Regions from separate parts of the Mus musculus genome. Here region 1 is linked to region 2. The links are chromatin loops, found by intact Hi-C in ENCODE. Cell type or tissue: left cerebral cortex. All regions are shown on one strand.

Region 1 (8,000 bases), 120 kb before region 2:
AGTTTCCTGAAATAAGTTGTTAAAGATGTCACTGAGGCTGTTCATCAAAGCTGGGTATGGTGTGTGTGTGTGTGTGTGTGTGTATTTCAGTGACGATCTGCCCTAGAAATTCCTCTTTTGAAAAACTCGTCTCTGTGAATAAAGTACCCACAAGAGGCTCTGCACACAGATAAACCATGTAAGGCCTTGATGGGAACAAGGAGCTCCTGATGACTGGCAGAGAAGGTAATTTCAGTAGAATCAGGAGCCTGGCTCACCTGTCTGTGAGGCTGTACAAGGAGGGGTAGGCATCGGCCAGGAAAATCAACACCTTCTAAGAGAAAAGGGACACTAGTGAAGACTGGTGGAGTTGACAGTTGAGATGGGACTCAGGAAATAAAGAGTCATCTGACAAAGAGTGATGACAGCGTAGAAAAGCAGAGGAAGGAGAGGCAGGAGACAGAGGGTCTGGAGAAGGGGAAGGAGGCTGTGTGGGTGCGCATGCTGGGCAGTATGCGAGGGGAGCAGTAATCTATACCAACAAGACTGAAGAACTCAGGATACATAGGAGAAACGGAACTTGAGAGCAGAGCAAGCGTATTGTAGGCCCAAGGTCATGTGGCTCAGTGGGCTTAACTTCCCCTAGGGGCAACAGAACCCCATCATCTTAGTTCCCTTTCCTGTAATTCTAATCAGCACACGGGAGGTTTCGCCCCAGCATCCCTGACTTCTAACACCCACGGCTGCACAGCAGAACACAAAGGAGAGACCCTCCCATCTCCCTATGACAGTGTGTGGGGAGGTTGTCTGTCTGGTTCCCTTGTGGGACTCCATAGGTAGGATGAGTCCCCAGAGCCAACTGCTTGGGACTGACCCTTAGCGCAGGCAGAAGCCAGAGGTGTGAGGAAACATATGCCTGCAACTTGCACAGGAGGCATTGGGAACCCAAGAGGCCCGACCAAAGGACAGGAGTGCAGACCAGCCTGCCTTAGCCTAAGGTCTTAACCATTCTCATCCCCAGAAGTCGCTGTGTGCCAACTCCACTGGCTAAGAGTTTCTCTTATGCCATTCTTATCCCTGTTGTCTAATGACATGTTCACCTGGCAGCCCCTCCCTGCCCCCATCACAGAACTTTCTCTCCCACCTCTATCTCCTAGGTTGCCAGGTCTGTATTTTACCCTGTTAGAAAGCCTCTAGGAAGCCATGCTTCCATGTTCTCTCTTAGGAAGTCCTAACTGCTAGCTGACCTTCATCAGTCCTGCTCCATGCTCTCTCCACTCCCCAACTCCCCAGCCCCTCCCACTTACACAATTTAGTCCCATTTTCAACAATCTGGTAGCCAAATGACTCAAGCTCCTGTTGCTGAAGGGACAGAGATATGGAAGCCCTTCAGTGAAGATGTTAGTTCACCAAGAACCACGGCTATAAAAATATGCCATGCACATAAGTTACTGCTGTGAGCATCTCCCATGAGGAGAGCTGGAGCAAGGGCCAGTTTCAAGGTGGCCTCTTAAACCCCGGTGGCACAGGAAGAGTCAGGGTGGCACAGGTGTCACACACCACTAGGCCCACATCACTGGATCCACAAATAAACCACGTCGCTAGAAGAATCTGGGTTGGGCCCAATATAAAGAAATCTTTTGCACTTAAGCATTACATTTCTTGCTAATAGAGACAATATAAAGATGTTTCTACTTAATTAAAACCCAAGCCACTGTAAATCAGGTGAGTGCTGGGCTGGTGAGACGGCTCCTCAGGCAAAGGCACAGTGCAGCCAGCGTAAGTGTGGCCACCTGAGTTCAGTCCCCAGAGCCCACGTAAAGGCGGAAGGAGAGAACTGACTTCACAAAGCTACCCCTGACATTCGCTGTGACACCTGTGTCCCTGTACACACAATAATAAGGAAGAAAGAAAAGGATAGGTGAACGGAAAACACTGTTAACCAGGAAGCACCATCTGCTCATTCAAAGAAAATGCACAGAGAACTGTGTGGCAGGCACAGAGCCAGGGTGCAGACTCAAAAGCCACCAAAAAACCCTAAACAACAAACAAACAAAAAAACCCATACCAAACCAAACCAAAACGAAGCTGGAGACATCGTGCGTGGTGTGAACATTCCAGGAAGAAAACAAAAACCAGCTGTTTGTTAACAACTAATACAATGGAAGAAATACTAAAGCTTTGAGTAGAGAACAGGGAACTTGAGTGAGGGGGACAGGGACCCCACAGGAAGGTCACAGAAGCACAAAGACCCACAGTGGGTAAGAGCTGTCACAGGGAATGGCATCTTTGGTTGGGTGACAGAGAGAGATGAGGCGGCAGCGTCACGGGGAGTGGGGGTGGGGGGGAGGGGTGTGGTTTCTATTTTCTCACACAGGCTGCTCTGGGAAGGAAGGATTTTATGGGGGTGGTGCAGAAATAGAAATTCCAGTGAAGAAGCTCTTTGCAAAAGTTCCCCCCAATTACAGAAGGTACCAGACACAAAGGGACAGAGGACCAAGGAGGCCAGAGGCAGAGTTCACAGGACCCACAGACTGGGCTTGTGGGAGCAGAAGCAGGGTGTCAGTTCCCGAGGAGGGAGATGGCAGCTCCTCCATTGCCTTAGCCACGGAAAAGTCTGGGGAGGAGGACGGGGGTGGGTGCTCCCCCTTAGACCCACAGTCATCCTCAGGACCTGGGGAAGGCAGGTGCAGACACGGGCCTAGCATTCAGAAGCTGCTCTAATTTGGTGGCTTTATTATGAAGTTTAACAAAAACACACACAGGAGATGGAACAGAAGGCCCAGGCCACCCAGCACCAGAACCTGAGGTCCTTGGTGAGGAAGAGAGACTCCAGCTTGCTCACAGACCCCATAGTCAGCCCTATCTGATATACGAGGGCCTGAATCAGCCAAAGAGAAGAAAGATTCTGCAAGAGGGAGGTGGCCTCCTCCAAAGCTGCCACAGAGAAATGAGGACAAAAGGAGGAACCATCATTTCTAAGGATACTTCTTGGAAGAAGACAGGACAGCCCTGGAAATGCTGTAGTCCAAGGACTGGTTCATGTAGGGAGCAGGGTGTGTGCGTGTGCATGAGCGCGCGCGTGTGTGTGTGTGTGTGTGTGTGAGCCCCACAGCCATGCAGGGGAGGAGGCATGGAGCATGAAGAGGGTAGAAGACATCAGGATGGAGGACTGAACAGTGCTCTGGAGCCAGGGGTCTTTAATAGAAGGGGCAGGAGGAAACAACACAGCACAGAGCACGGTCCCCGTGTCTCCCTGAACAGTCCCCCCACTGCCTTTGGGGAGACTGAGCCCTGTTGCCTTACACCCTAGCTCAGACTCTACTGTGTGGCCACCTGCCTGAGAAGCCCTTGAACGTCACAGTCTCTCTTACTCACAGGCCAGCTTACTCAGTTTGTCACATGAACATGATGGTGCCAGGGCTTCTCTAACAGTTTAGGGTGGTGGTGGTGTTATTTTTATTGTTATTTGCGGGCAGGATCTCATTCAAACATCTTGGGCACAGGCTTACTGTATAATCCAGTATGGCCTTGAACCCACAGTGATCCTCCTGTCTCAGCCTCTCTAGTACTAAGATTACAGGTCTAACCTACTATACCCAGCTTAGTTTTAATTGAAACCCTGGTAGCACAGAACCACAGGGAAATGGCTCAGCTAAGCCCCTCCCACCAGGCAGGGCTGCCATGTTGATCATGTCTACTAAAGGACTCCCCTCACTGTGACAACGTTTTCCTGACAGCAACCAAAGGTCCATGCTTGAACCTGTCAGATTACCCAAGGTGTACACCCAACTTCTGGTCGTCAACACAGGCAAAGGGTTTGGGCTTACTGGGCACACGCTGGGGCGCCGTTGACTTCAATGAGCCAGACCTTCAGCTCCTCGTCCACCATGAAGTCAAAGCCGAGGAGCTGGAAGCTCTGGTAAGGGAGGTGTTTGGTGCTGATGGCGGGCTCCACACTCATGAGGCAGCTCCTGGGAGGAGGAAGGAACACATAAGGCTATGCCGATCAGAAGATCCTATACCAAGTGTGCATAGGAATCGGCTTCAACTTAATAGTCTTTTTAAATTGATGAATTTACCAACAGATTATTCAAGAGAAGGCTACTCATCAAACGAATTGTTAGGTATGCATACAATCGCCCCTGTTCCAGGTCAAAGCTGCTAGCTCAGGCCCCACTACAGGCAATTCAGTACCAAGTCACTATGAATCTCCATCAGTGCAGATGTCACTAGCTGTTGCTGCTGCTGTTTGTGAGAATTACCAATGGCCAGTGAGCCCCAGATATCTGCTTGTCTCTGCATCCCCAGTGCTTGGGTTCCAAGCCACCACACGAGGCTCTATTAGACATGCGTGCTGGGGATGAACTGGGTCCTCATGCTGAAATGACTTTATCAACCAAGCCATCACCCTAGACTACATTCATGTATTTTGACATGTGAAGAGTAGACTGGCACTTGGTAAAGCAGAAGTTGCAGAGAGAATGCTGGGCATGGGGGCTGGAGAGATGGCTCAGCAGTTAAGAGCACTGGCTGCTCTTCCAGAGGTCCTGAGTTCAATTCCCAGAAACCACATGGAGGCTCACAACCATCTGTGATGGGATCCAGTGTCCTCTTCTGGTGTGTCTGAAGACAGCTACAGTGTATTCATATACATAAAATAAAAATATACATAAAAAAAGAGAATTCTGGGCAGCATTGATTTCTCTTGCTAGCTCCAGATTTTCTGCCAACTACTGCTAATGGAACATTTACAAGTATTCAAATTAAATATTGAAATCTATGACAGAATTCTTGTTAGCACCAACTACTTTTTTTTTTAATTAAAAAAGTTTAATAACACAGAAAGGAGTAAACATTGAGACTTCAAGCATACTGAAGAAACAGAGGAGGTCTAAAGACAGGCCAGGTCTATTGTCACACTACCCTCAACATGCCCAATCTTGTCTAAAAACAGGCCACAGTCTTAGACATTTGTTTTTGAGGTCTGGTCTGGCTATATAGCCCTGGCTGGCCTAGTACTCACCAGGTTTATCTTGAACTTGATGGCAACCCTCAGATGACTCCAGAGGGTTATAGATGTATACTACTACATTTTCAAATGAATTTCCTAAGCCAGCTTTGTTTCCTTATCTACAAAGTCAGGAGAAATAGTAGCTACTCCCACCTAGCATTTAGACTGTTCATAGAGATAAGATATTCAATGTGACCTCTAAGTAGTGCTGACTGTCCAGAAACTCACAAATAGACCTCGAACTCTACAGAGATCCTCCTGCCTCTGGCTCCCTAATACTGGGATTAAAGGCCTATGCCACCAGGCCCAGCTAAATGTGTATGCAGCCCAGGCTGGCCTTGAACTCATGATCCCCCTGCCTCTGCCTCCTTCAGCAAACATTGTGTCTCCACAACCAGATCTAGGCATCATTTAATAAATTTAATAAACATTGTTCTTATGAACTAGCACACCATTGATTCTTTACCATTGATGCCAATAAACACACATATATTACTTAGGAGTTAAAAAGACTAGTAAGGTGGGGAAATGGGGACAGGGTGAGTATAGCCATAGTACGTTATCAGCATGTATGAAAGTGCCACCATATAGTTTCATTTTGTAGCACCAACACCTGCTGATAACCCATGTCTAATGGCACATCTGTGACCCTGGCACTCAAGAGGCTGAGGAAGAAGGAATCTTGAGTTCAAGGACAATCTGGATTATGTAAATTTTTTTTATCTCAAAACAAACAATGAGCTGGAGAGACAGCTCAGCAGATAAGAGTGCTTGTTGTTCCTCTAGAGGACCCAGGTACAGTTCCTAGCAGCCATACTGGGGCAGCTTACAGCAACCTGTTAACTCTGGCTCCAAGAGACATAATGCCCTTTCCTGGCCTTAGCCAGCAACTGCACACACATGGGATACACAGACAAATGAAAAAAAATTTTTAAAAAAACCAAAACAAAATAAAACAAAAAAACCCAACAGCACTCAGGGTGACAGAGGCAGGTGGGTCTCTGAGTCTGAGGCCAGCTTGGTCTATAGAGTGAGTTTCAAGTCAGCTAGGACTACACAGAGAAACCCTGCCTAACAAACAAACAAAACCTCACAAACAAAACCAGGCATGGGAGAGGTAAGAAAGAACACTCTATTAAACATTTTAAAGCGTTTTCTCTATGAAAAAGTACTTTAAGCGAAGTTTTTTGCTTTTGTTCTTTGTCATTGTTTTGGCTACAGAATCTCATGTAGCTCTGGTTGCCTGGAACTCTCTATGTGGACAAGGCTGGCTTCAAACTCAGAGATCCACCTGCCTCTTCCTTCCAAGTGCTGGGATTAAAGATATCCAAGAATGGACTCATCGAGGAGAATTCTGAGGGCTTGTGAGAAAACACCAAGAAGACAAGAGTCTCAATTTACTCAAAACCCACGAGTATTCTTGGACTATGGTTTCCTGCTTCTCCCAGGTGTAGCAGATAGGAGTGAGTTTACATTAGATTATACGTTACATCTGGCTATTGTTATTTGTTTATATGCCTCTATGGAAAAGCATGTTTTCCCCTCGTGCGACTTGTCCTTGTGACTGTACATGAAAAAGTATAAGGTAAAAGCAAAATTCTAGGCCTTTAGACCCAGGCTTGAGAATGTGACCTCTGTGACTCAATGCTCCAAGGTATGCTAATCATAAAACAGATAGCGACATTCCTCCATCCACCCTCTTCCTGGGTTCATGGAGTGTTCACTCAAAGAAAGTCACCCTGACCCACCCTGACCATTGCTGGAACCCACTATGCAAAGGTGCTTTTGTTAGGGGCTCTTAGAAACTGTCTTGAGAAATAACCCCCACAATTACCTGGTATCCCTTGTGACTCTTGTGACTTTGCACTTCCTTGTGACTCTTAACTGGTATTTTTGGTATTTTCCAACAATGCCCTCCCCACCTCCTTGAGTTGTGGTTTCTTCCTTTAAATACCCCCTTACCCAGCTACTCGGGGCGCTACTGTCCTCTACCCCTGCGTGGTGTATGACTGTAGGCCCAAGAGCGCTCTTGAATAAAAGTCCTCTTGCAGTTTGCAGCAAGACCGTTTCTCGTGAGTGATTCGGGGTGTCGCCTCTCCTGAGTCAGAACGTGGGGGAGTCCTCACATTGTGGGTCTTTCATACACTCTATTCAGGTGACTCTTCTCAACCCTCACAGTATAAATTGTCTGACGTGCTGAAAAGAGCTGACTGTAGCATGAGATGTAAATCTGCCCACGTGTCTGTTCCACTCTCCTCGATTCTGGTGCCTCAAGATTGATAAACACACCACCACACCTTGCTCATTTAAAAGTGTTTTGATTAAACTATATTTAAACAATGTAATTTTCTAAAAGGAATTATTTATTTTATGTATACGAGTACACTGTAGCTATCTTCCGACACACCAGAAGAGTGCATCAGATCCCATTACAGATGGTTGTGAGCCACCATGTGGTTGCTGGGAATTGAACTCAGGACCTCTGGAAGAGCAGTCAGTGCTCTTAATCACTGAGCCATCTCTCCAGCTCCCTAAAACATAATTTTTAAAAGTCAGAAGTTTAGTGAAAGGGGAAACAACAGGAAAGGCTAAAAAGGCAAGTGGTGCAATCTGACCCACACACCACACCTTTTATCTGCTAGGAGGTCAGGATGAGTAAGGGCTTTCATTGACTGAAGCTGCAGGCAGTGCACCTTTTTTTGACTATAGTGGGAGCCAGCAGGAGGTTGGCTGGGGAAAAAGAGAACCTGATGGTTGTGAGCATCATTCAGGAGAGCACCCCTGCACTTCAGGTAACAGCCAGCAGGGGGCGCAAAAGTGCCCAATAAAAGGCTCCTAGAGTGGGGATTCCTTCTGCATATTTTATTTTCTCTTGTAGGAATTCTAACCATCCTATAATTACCAGACCTATAACTAAATCTATAACTAAAGTATAGGTCTGAAACGTAAGAAACAAGAAGGAAAACAAAATGAAAGATGAGCAAAAATAGGTGGTGGTTGTTGTTGT
Region 2 (8,000 bases):
ACAGAACTCACCTCACTCTCAAATGCTTATCTAATATTTAACTCTTTATATTATTTCTCTCCAAATAAAATATTAGTAATGTTTTATTGCTGCATATTCATGTGTAGAGGAGTAATTATTAAATAGTACATTCGTAATGTTTACCAAAAACAACTCCAAAGCCTTCTCACTTTCCTGTAACTTGCTTTTCCTGGCCCTCAGGCAGCATACCAACAACACACAGCTGAGCACTACTGTCCTGCTTACAAATTCTGATGTGCTCTCCATATCCCATTAGGGATGGGTTTGGCCCTAAATTTATTCAAAACTCTTCCTCATTTTTCCAAATAGATCCCAGTGTCTATGCATTAACACCTTCCCTGTGTCTGAACCTACTGTGTCACTTCATTTCCCTGTGCTTTCTCCACACACACCTCTGATGGTACTTGGCCAAACTCTGGTGCAGTCTCTGGTCAAGTTTTCAACCCACTAGGAGATTAGGAAACTTGTTAAATTACTACCCTTCTGGCCTGCTGGAGTCTTGTTACTGCTTAAGAGGAAATAAGCTAAAAGGGAGGGAAGTAAAAGATGAAATTGTTCATGAAGAACAAAGAATAACCTCCAACTCAAGGAAAATATTCATATGTCTTATCAAGTAATAAATGAGCTCTAAAGTCTTATACTAGGTTCATATTAAAATCTTTTCCTCCTGTGCAGACCCTGAGTAACTTTTTACCATTAACATATTTTAGAAAACTCTAATAGTTACTAGGGTTTCGTTATCTTTCCATTCTGCTGTAGAAGTGTCTGAGGCAGGAACTAGTATTTAACCTTCAGCAATTGCTTGCAGGATTGGGATTACAGCTCAAAGGTAGAGAGAGCTCTTGTCTAATGGCATGAGGCCATAGGTTTGATATCAAGCATCATATCAAACTTGTTTGGGTTAACATCCAGATGAAGGATAAAGTTAGATGGGTGAAGTTAGGCTGAAAGAAGTAAATGAAGGACTGGAGAGATGGCTCAGCGGTTAAGAGCACTGACTGCTTGCTCTTCCAGAGGTGCTGAGTTCAACTCCCAGCAACCACATGGTGGCTCACAACCATCTGTAATGGGATCTGATACCCTTTTCTGTTGTGTCTGAAGATAGCTACAGTGTACTCATATAAATAAAATAAATCTTTAACAAAAAAGAGAAGTGAATGAAAGAGAACTGAGTGAAAGGGAGATTATACCTTTAACTTTCTCAATTCTTTCTGCTTTATTTATGTTTAGAAACTAGGCTCCAGACTTACGCACAAGAATCTAACATTCTACCTATCTACAAGTTTATGGGTATTATTATATTTATAGTACCTTATAAAAATACTTCTTGCTCCAGGCATAAAAATATTAAAGGAAAGCACACCGACTAGATAGTTGTGTTTGTTTGTTTTGGGATCCCCCAGATATTGGCTGTTTGGAGACAGGGTCTTACTACATAGCTCAGGTTGGCCTTATACTCATTCCAGCACTCCTCCTTTCGGTGTCCAGAGCGCTGGGATATAGGTGTGCACTGACAACACCGACTCTCAAATAGATAGTTTCAAAAGGTGATTTTTCATATATATATTACATATATATATTATAGTAAACAAACACAAAGCACTCACCATATAAAACATGTACAAGAAAATAATTTTAAAGCAGCAACATATTTTATGAATTTCATTTACATTTAGAACTTCTCCCTTTTGTACATTCTATTTTAATTTGTATAAAGTCAAAGCAGTTATAAATATGAGATTTCACTATTTTCCTGAATGCATATTTTAGTTTTTAAAAGTGCTTGAAAATAATCTTTGTAAAAATACCTAGACTATGCAAAATTTTATATACTTTTCACATATAATTCGTATAAACATGTATTACAGTATAAAAGTTATAATGTAGAAACATGGACTGCTTGAGGAATCCATAGATTATTTTCTCCCAAGTTTCTTTAGAATCAACTAGAAACCTATAAAAATACAGGTAGTCACAAACCTACCTACAGATTTCTATGAGCTGTTCTTCATTTTGTATCAAACAGGTCTGATTAGATAAGACTGAGAAACATTTACCTAACAGCTCATAACTACATGGGAAATTTCTAAAATTTATGGGCCCCAGTCACATCAGTGGAACTGCCCTGCCCTTAAGCACCCCTGTCCAGACTGAAAACCACTGCTTTGGTAAGGTTTAAACACTTCTGTTATCCACTAAGAAACTCAAGTTCACAAAGCTAACTGGTTACAGTCCTGGAAAGGGCCATTTCTGTAGACCCCCTGCTCTGTGGGATTTCTTCCTTCTTTCCTTTAGCCTAGGCTCAAATAGCAATTCTCCTTTGCCTCCAGAGTGTTGGAATTATACATATAACTCACCACATACAGATAGTGCAGTTTCTTGATGTAGTTCTTTCCACGTCAGAGGTTTTATATATACATCTATATCTATATTTATGATTCACAACACCACCTAACACTGGCTAAATTAAAACTGAGTTGAGATACTTTTGGGTCTAATTTAAAACAAAACTATTGCTACTTATCATTTGCTCCTCCTACTAATCTATATCCTTTAAACTAAAGTTTCATTTTAACTTCTAAGTCAGTATTTTAAAACTTCAAATTCTACTTTCTAAAAAACCCAGGGTTTGTTGTGTAGGGCAGGCTGCCATGAACATGCCACCTTCTTGTCTCAGCCTGAGTGTTGGATTACAGGTATGTATTACCACACTGGACCTCAAACTCTTTTCAAAGTCTGATAGCAGCCAGGCATGGCAGTGCACACCTTTAATCCAGCACTCTGTAGGCATAGACAGGCTGATCTTTTTGAGTTCTAAGACAGACTGGTCTACATATCAAGTTCTAGGCCAGCTAAGGCTAAGGAGACCACCTCTCAAAAGGGATGGGGGTAAGAGAAAACCATGGTGTCATTGTTCTGTAGAAGCATTATTTTGATTTCTAAACTTGGTGACACGTTTTATTATGTAAAATACATATTTCTACATATTCAAGTTACACTATCCACTAACATGAGATTTCCTTTCATATTAATGAATTTTAAGTACATCAAGTCACTGGCTTATCAATAGACTTCTCAACATTATTAGTTAATTCTAGGACCTTCACTTTTAAACTTTTTTTAATAGGGCAATATTGGGCTATGAGTGTAGCCAAGTGTTAGAGTACTTGCCTATCACACAAGAGTCCTTAGGTCCATTTGACAGCACTGAAACTACAAAGGTATCATCTTTTTTAAAAAATCATTAAAAATGTCCAGTGCAAGCTTCTGCACTTATGTAAGAGCACTTTTTACTATCTAAACCTTGCTACATGCTTCATTGATGTCTTTCTAGAGAATTATCATTACATTAGTGAAGTTCTTAGGATTTTTTTAAATCCCTTTCAAGGTTGCCATATATTTTGGCATTTAAAATTTCAATGATTTTTGTTGGTTTTTGTTGTTGTTGTTTTGTTTTGCTTCCTTTGTATTTAGGGAAGGAAGGTGAGTGTAATGCTTTATCAAAAGCATATGATATTTATCAGGAATTCTTAAGTCTTATGGGCCACACTAGAACACAATGTATCTGAGACTATTCACAAAGCAATGTGAGGATGTCCACTTTCAAGTCAATATTCTAAGTAGGAATCAGCTGAATGAGATTTGGCACCAGGAGTTTTAATAAAAGTCCTCCTCTGACACCTTTAAAAATTTGTTTATCAATGTCAAGAGTATATTCTGTAAATGCCACCAAACCTTTGAATGGTGCTAAGAATGTGCCTCTCAGAGCACAACAAAACTAAAACTGGAAAATGAGAATCTCAGCTAAATAGTCAAATATTTATTTAGCACCTAGGAAATCAGGTAAAGCTAAAACTCTGCAGTCTACTTGTGTTAACGTATTTAATATGAAAAACTGCCATTTCACTTTCCTGGAGGTTATAGGACTGCGGCAGACACATGGCCTGGGAGTGGGGGATGGGAGGGAAAGAGACTCCCCAACCCCCTCCAAAAAAAAAAAAAAAAAAAAAAAAAAAAAAACTAAACATGTTTATTTTCAGAGGTAGACTCGGGTCGGAGGCAAACATCCACTAGGCCTACTACTGAGCTTTTGGGGCCGGTTCCAACGGGGCTGCCAACGCCGGTCACTGGCCTGGCGGGCAGCGGCCGCAGCCGCGCCGCCGCCCGCGTGGCGCCGACGACTGAGCCGGGCCAGGGGCGGGGGGCTCGCACGTGCCCGGCGGGGGCGGGGCGGCGAGAGCGACGGCGACCCCGGCTCCGGGAGGCGGGCGCGGCCGCTTCGGCCTCCCCCGCGGCGGCCGGCAGGCAGCGGCGGTGGACGAAGGTGCGCGTCACGGAACCGATGGAGCCACACAGAGACGTCTAAGTCATGCAGGAGGCGCCCGGCCCCGGCCCGCTCCCGCCGCCCCGACCCCTCCTCTCATCCGACAGAAAGACAGACAAGAAGGGTTCCCGACCTGTCGTGCCCTGCATGTTCAGAGTCTGTCATGTTTGGTCAAGAACGGGGCGGGGCTGGAGGGCAGGTCTGGAGGCCGGCGGCGGCGGTGGCGGCGGCAGCGGGGCGCGGGGAGGACCCCTGCGCCGCCTGCGGGCAACCCTGTCCCCGGCCGCCGCCGACAGGTGACGAAGTGGTAAAAACTCACGGTTACTAGTGAGCGACACAGACACAGACTTTCCAGTCTATTAACAACCAACGCCAGAGAGATGGGGCTCTAACTGCAAAGACTGGGCAACGGCCCCGCGCTGCCGGCGCTGCCGCTCTAGTCTGTATTCGCCGCCGGAGGCTGAGGCGTGGGAGCCGGCGGGCGGCGTGCAGCGACGCGGGGATTTGGACAGTGGCCGTAACGGTGATTTCTCCTCACCAACATGGCGGCACCCGAAACAGGCGGCTCAGAAAATGGCGCCGGCCGCAACACCTTGCCCGGGACTAAAGGGCAAGTGGAATTCCTCCGCGAGCCGCGGCCCTCTCCCAGCCCGCCGGTGCCGAGCGCACTAGCCATTGGAGGAAACTGCCCGTCAATCACTTCCAGGGGCGGGCCTTTAATACGCTCGCTGCGGCAGCGGAGGCAGCAATCTGATGGGTGTGAGGCCAGGGATGCGGTTCGGTGGCGCGTGGAGTTATATCGGGCGGGGCAGGTCACCCCGCCAGGCCTGCTGTGTCCACCAGGTCCTCTGTGCCCATTTCTCGATGTTCCTGCGAGACTCGTCGTCTAAGGCTTTGGAGTTCCGGACTCATCACACTGTCCCCCTCCACCCCGCCACCGTTAACTGCGCGACAAAGAAAGGAACCCAGGACTGGCGGTTTTCTTTGTTAAAAAGAAAGAAAGAAAGAAAAGCTTTCTTTGTTGCCGAAAGAACTCGGAATCATCCTTAAGCCCTTAAACTTGTAGCTGTTATGTCTCCGTAGTGTAAGGAAGACTGCCTGCCATGCAACTTTTTCTGATACTAAATTCACCCAGTCCTTACTTGACGATTAAAAATAGCTATTGAGGTAATTAAAACATGATCTTGTGTCTGTTAGCGGTTTAGATGTGGAATTCATTCGAGTATTTCATAAGAACAAGACTTCATTTCTTCGTATGTCCATGGCCTTCAGACGTATTTCCATATCCTTCAGAAATAGTCTTGAAATGATGAGTAATGTATACTTAGTTCTGAAGGAAAGTTAATTTTTTTTATTAAAATGATAAGCTTAAATGTCCAATATTTCTAAATACACGACGTCTTTTGTCTTTGATGTGTAAATAACGTGCATTCAAAGAGCAATTGCGATTAGATAAATGTGAAAAGAGAAAAAAAGTTATTTAGTTGAATGCAGCTATTGACAAGACTTGAACCCTGACAGATCTTCACGGCCCATTATAGGAAACTTTCAAAAGGCACATCTGTTTTAACTAGAGAAGCAATATTATTAGTTTTTGGAACTAAAATGTAAAGCCTCTTCATTTAATCGTTTTACTAGGAACAGTGAAAGGCTTTTGAGGTGTAACAGCTGCTCTTCACAACTGCATTTTCTGCTTAGACATTAAAATAATGATTTAGGATTTGAATTTGATTTTTTTTTTTAATAAAAAGAAAATCTTTGAACTGGTACACATTTGAGTATTGCTGTTTTCAAATTCGTTTGGAAGTTTAAACGCACACCAAAATAAATTCTGGGCATTAGCTTACTCAGAAAAACAACTTTTGAAATGTTGCCTCCAGACAAAATTAACATACTGACACACTTGGAAGGTCCAATTGTTGGCTATCTAGGCCAACTCAAGCCACAAGGAAAGGATTCCCTGTGGTGTACTCTATTTGTAAACTTTATATACTTTATAAACCCTCAAGGCAGGAAAGCCACAGCTCTCAGCTGGCTGAACACAAAGCAGTCAGGCCCCGCACCCAGACTTCCCTAACAGCCCTAAAGGTCATCTTCTAAGGGCTACTGCAGTCATTCATTCGCAACCTGAGCTATGAAAGTGGCCAAGAAAGTGCCCTACAAGAAAAAAAAAAAAAATCCCGCCACCCCCTGAAAAGGAAGTCTCATTAGTCCCTGGCTTGTCACAGAAACCAGTTCCTGAGCATGAAAACCAACAAATCCCTGAGCAGAAAAATTCACCAATCCCTGAAAATACCAAACTCTGGACTTGAAATCCCAACAGTCCTCAGCCTGGAAAACTGGACAGCTCCGCCCCCTAAGAAATCCTATGGAAGGCCTGCCTTCAGCTCAGTCAGGGGCTGTTTTCTCACCTGAGCAGAGGCAGCAGTCCTGCGGTTTTCTCTCCCAATAAATCCCTTGTGTGAGGTTTGTTGTACTGTGTGACTTTGTGCCTCCCAACTGCGAGGATACCTTTCCTTTCAGACCTACAACATTTCCATCATCCGCAAAGAGTATTTCCTCGCCATTTGTTACCCTCTGTTGACCTCAAAATAGAAGATAACCTGGAATCTGCTCAGCCCTTTCCTCTTTAAAAGAAATCGCTTGTAGACTTTAGAATTTAATTCACCTCTGAGATTACTAAATTCTGTGACCAGAGCTCATTGATATTTTTTAAAGCCATCCCTGTACTTAAAACTGAGAGTTGCACTCTTTTATATTTAATATTCTGAGTATATAATAGCCACTCGTTCTGTGTATGTTGGGGCAGCTGTGTGGAAGTACAAGGACAGCTTGCAGGAGGCCATTCTCTCCTCCCGCCATTTTCTCACCCAGGCAGAGGCAGCCACCCTTCTGGGTGATTGACCTCAAGACATTCAGAGCTTGGTGGCAGGCAGCACTCGGGTTCTCAGCAGCCCCGGAACTGATATCGTAATAGAACTTTATGACTTTCCCTATAGATACCTTACACCTTTGATAGACTCCTCACAATCGGATACTTCTGCTTTCATTGCTGTGTAACAAGCTATAATAATACACTGTTTTAACTTATAGTTTGGAATAGGAAACATTTCCAGAATCCTACACATATTCAACCCATGCTCTAACAAGAGCTAAACTCCCAACACAAGGGTTTGGGGTGTTTGTTTGTTTTCCCAGTCTAATCCTTGGATTCTAGGTTCTCATTCTACACTCACTGAGATTTCCAGTACTAGTGTGTGGGAACCACAGAGGTCTTTGAGCTCTCAGATAAGCACTAGGGAAAGCAGGAATGTTAAACACACAGGGTTGTCCCTTAAAAGGGAAGGGTGCATAACCTGTTATCTGCCCAAAAAGCTGGAATTAGATGAGGTTAATAGTCAGTCAGTCTGGTTACCTTTGAGCTAACTGTATGGCCAAGATCATACCAGATTCTCCTCTCCCAAGACCTTACCATAGGCTTGTCAATCTATAGAAAGTGTATTTATGGAAGATGTCACATATAGTCAATCTATAGAACCTAACTTTATGGAAGATATCATATGTACTTTACAAAGAGTTCAGTGTAGTCATGATTTAAGCTTTATTGTACACATGGGATTGAATTAATTATCACCAGTAAAGTTTTCACCAAATT

Evidence for each region. Peaks named below come from ENCODE experiments on the same cell type or tissue, not always from the same donor. Only the 100,000 strongest peaks of a DNase experiment are listed, where the experiment ranks them.
Region 1: a loop joins it to region 2, with 2.4 times the contacts of the local background. A loop is called at or near these places in 1 of 42 quality-filtered maps.

The regions. Positions count from the first base shown.
Region 1 is chr2:129,084,947-129,092,946 of GRCm38, reverse strand. It overlaps Ttl (tubulin tyrosine ligase), which reads right to left. Exons shown (of 7, transcript NM_027192.2): 6 at 3,810-3,953; 7 at 1-6. It overlaps Gm46764 (predicted gene, 46764), which reads left to right. Exons shown (of 3, transcript NR_168333.1): 3 at 1-174. Among named protein-coding and RNA genes, the nearest start is that of Gm46764, 12 kb to the left of the region's middle. In left cerebral cortex, a CTCF peak has its summit at 7,785 (motif pointing right); DNase peaks (open chromatin) are centred at 2,363, 2,910, 3,351, 7,772 and 2 more places; H3K27ac peaks cover 3,721 bases.
Region 2 is chr2:128,964,315-128,972,314 of GRCm38, reverse strand. Zc3h6 (zinc finger CCCH type containing 6) reads right to left here and starts at 4,913. Exons shown (of 12, transcript NM_178404.3): 1 at 4,479-4,913. The coding sequence starts at 4,510. In left cerebral cortex, a CTCF peak has its summit at 4,892; DNase peaks (open chromatin) are centred at 2,642, 3,741, 4,454, 5,005 and 1 more place; H3K4me3 peaks cover 2,482 bases; H3K27ac peaks cover 2,171 bases.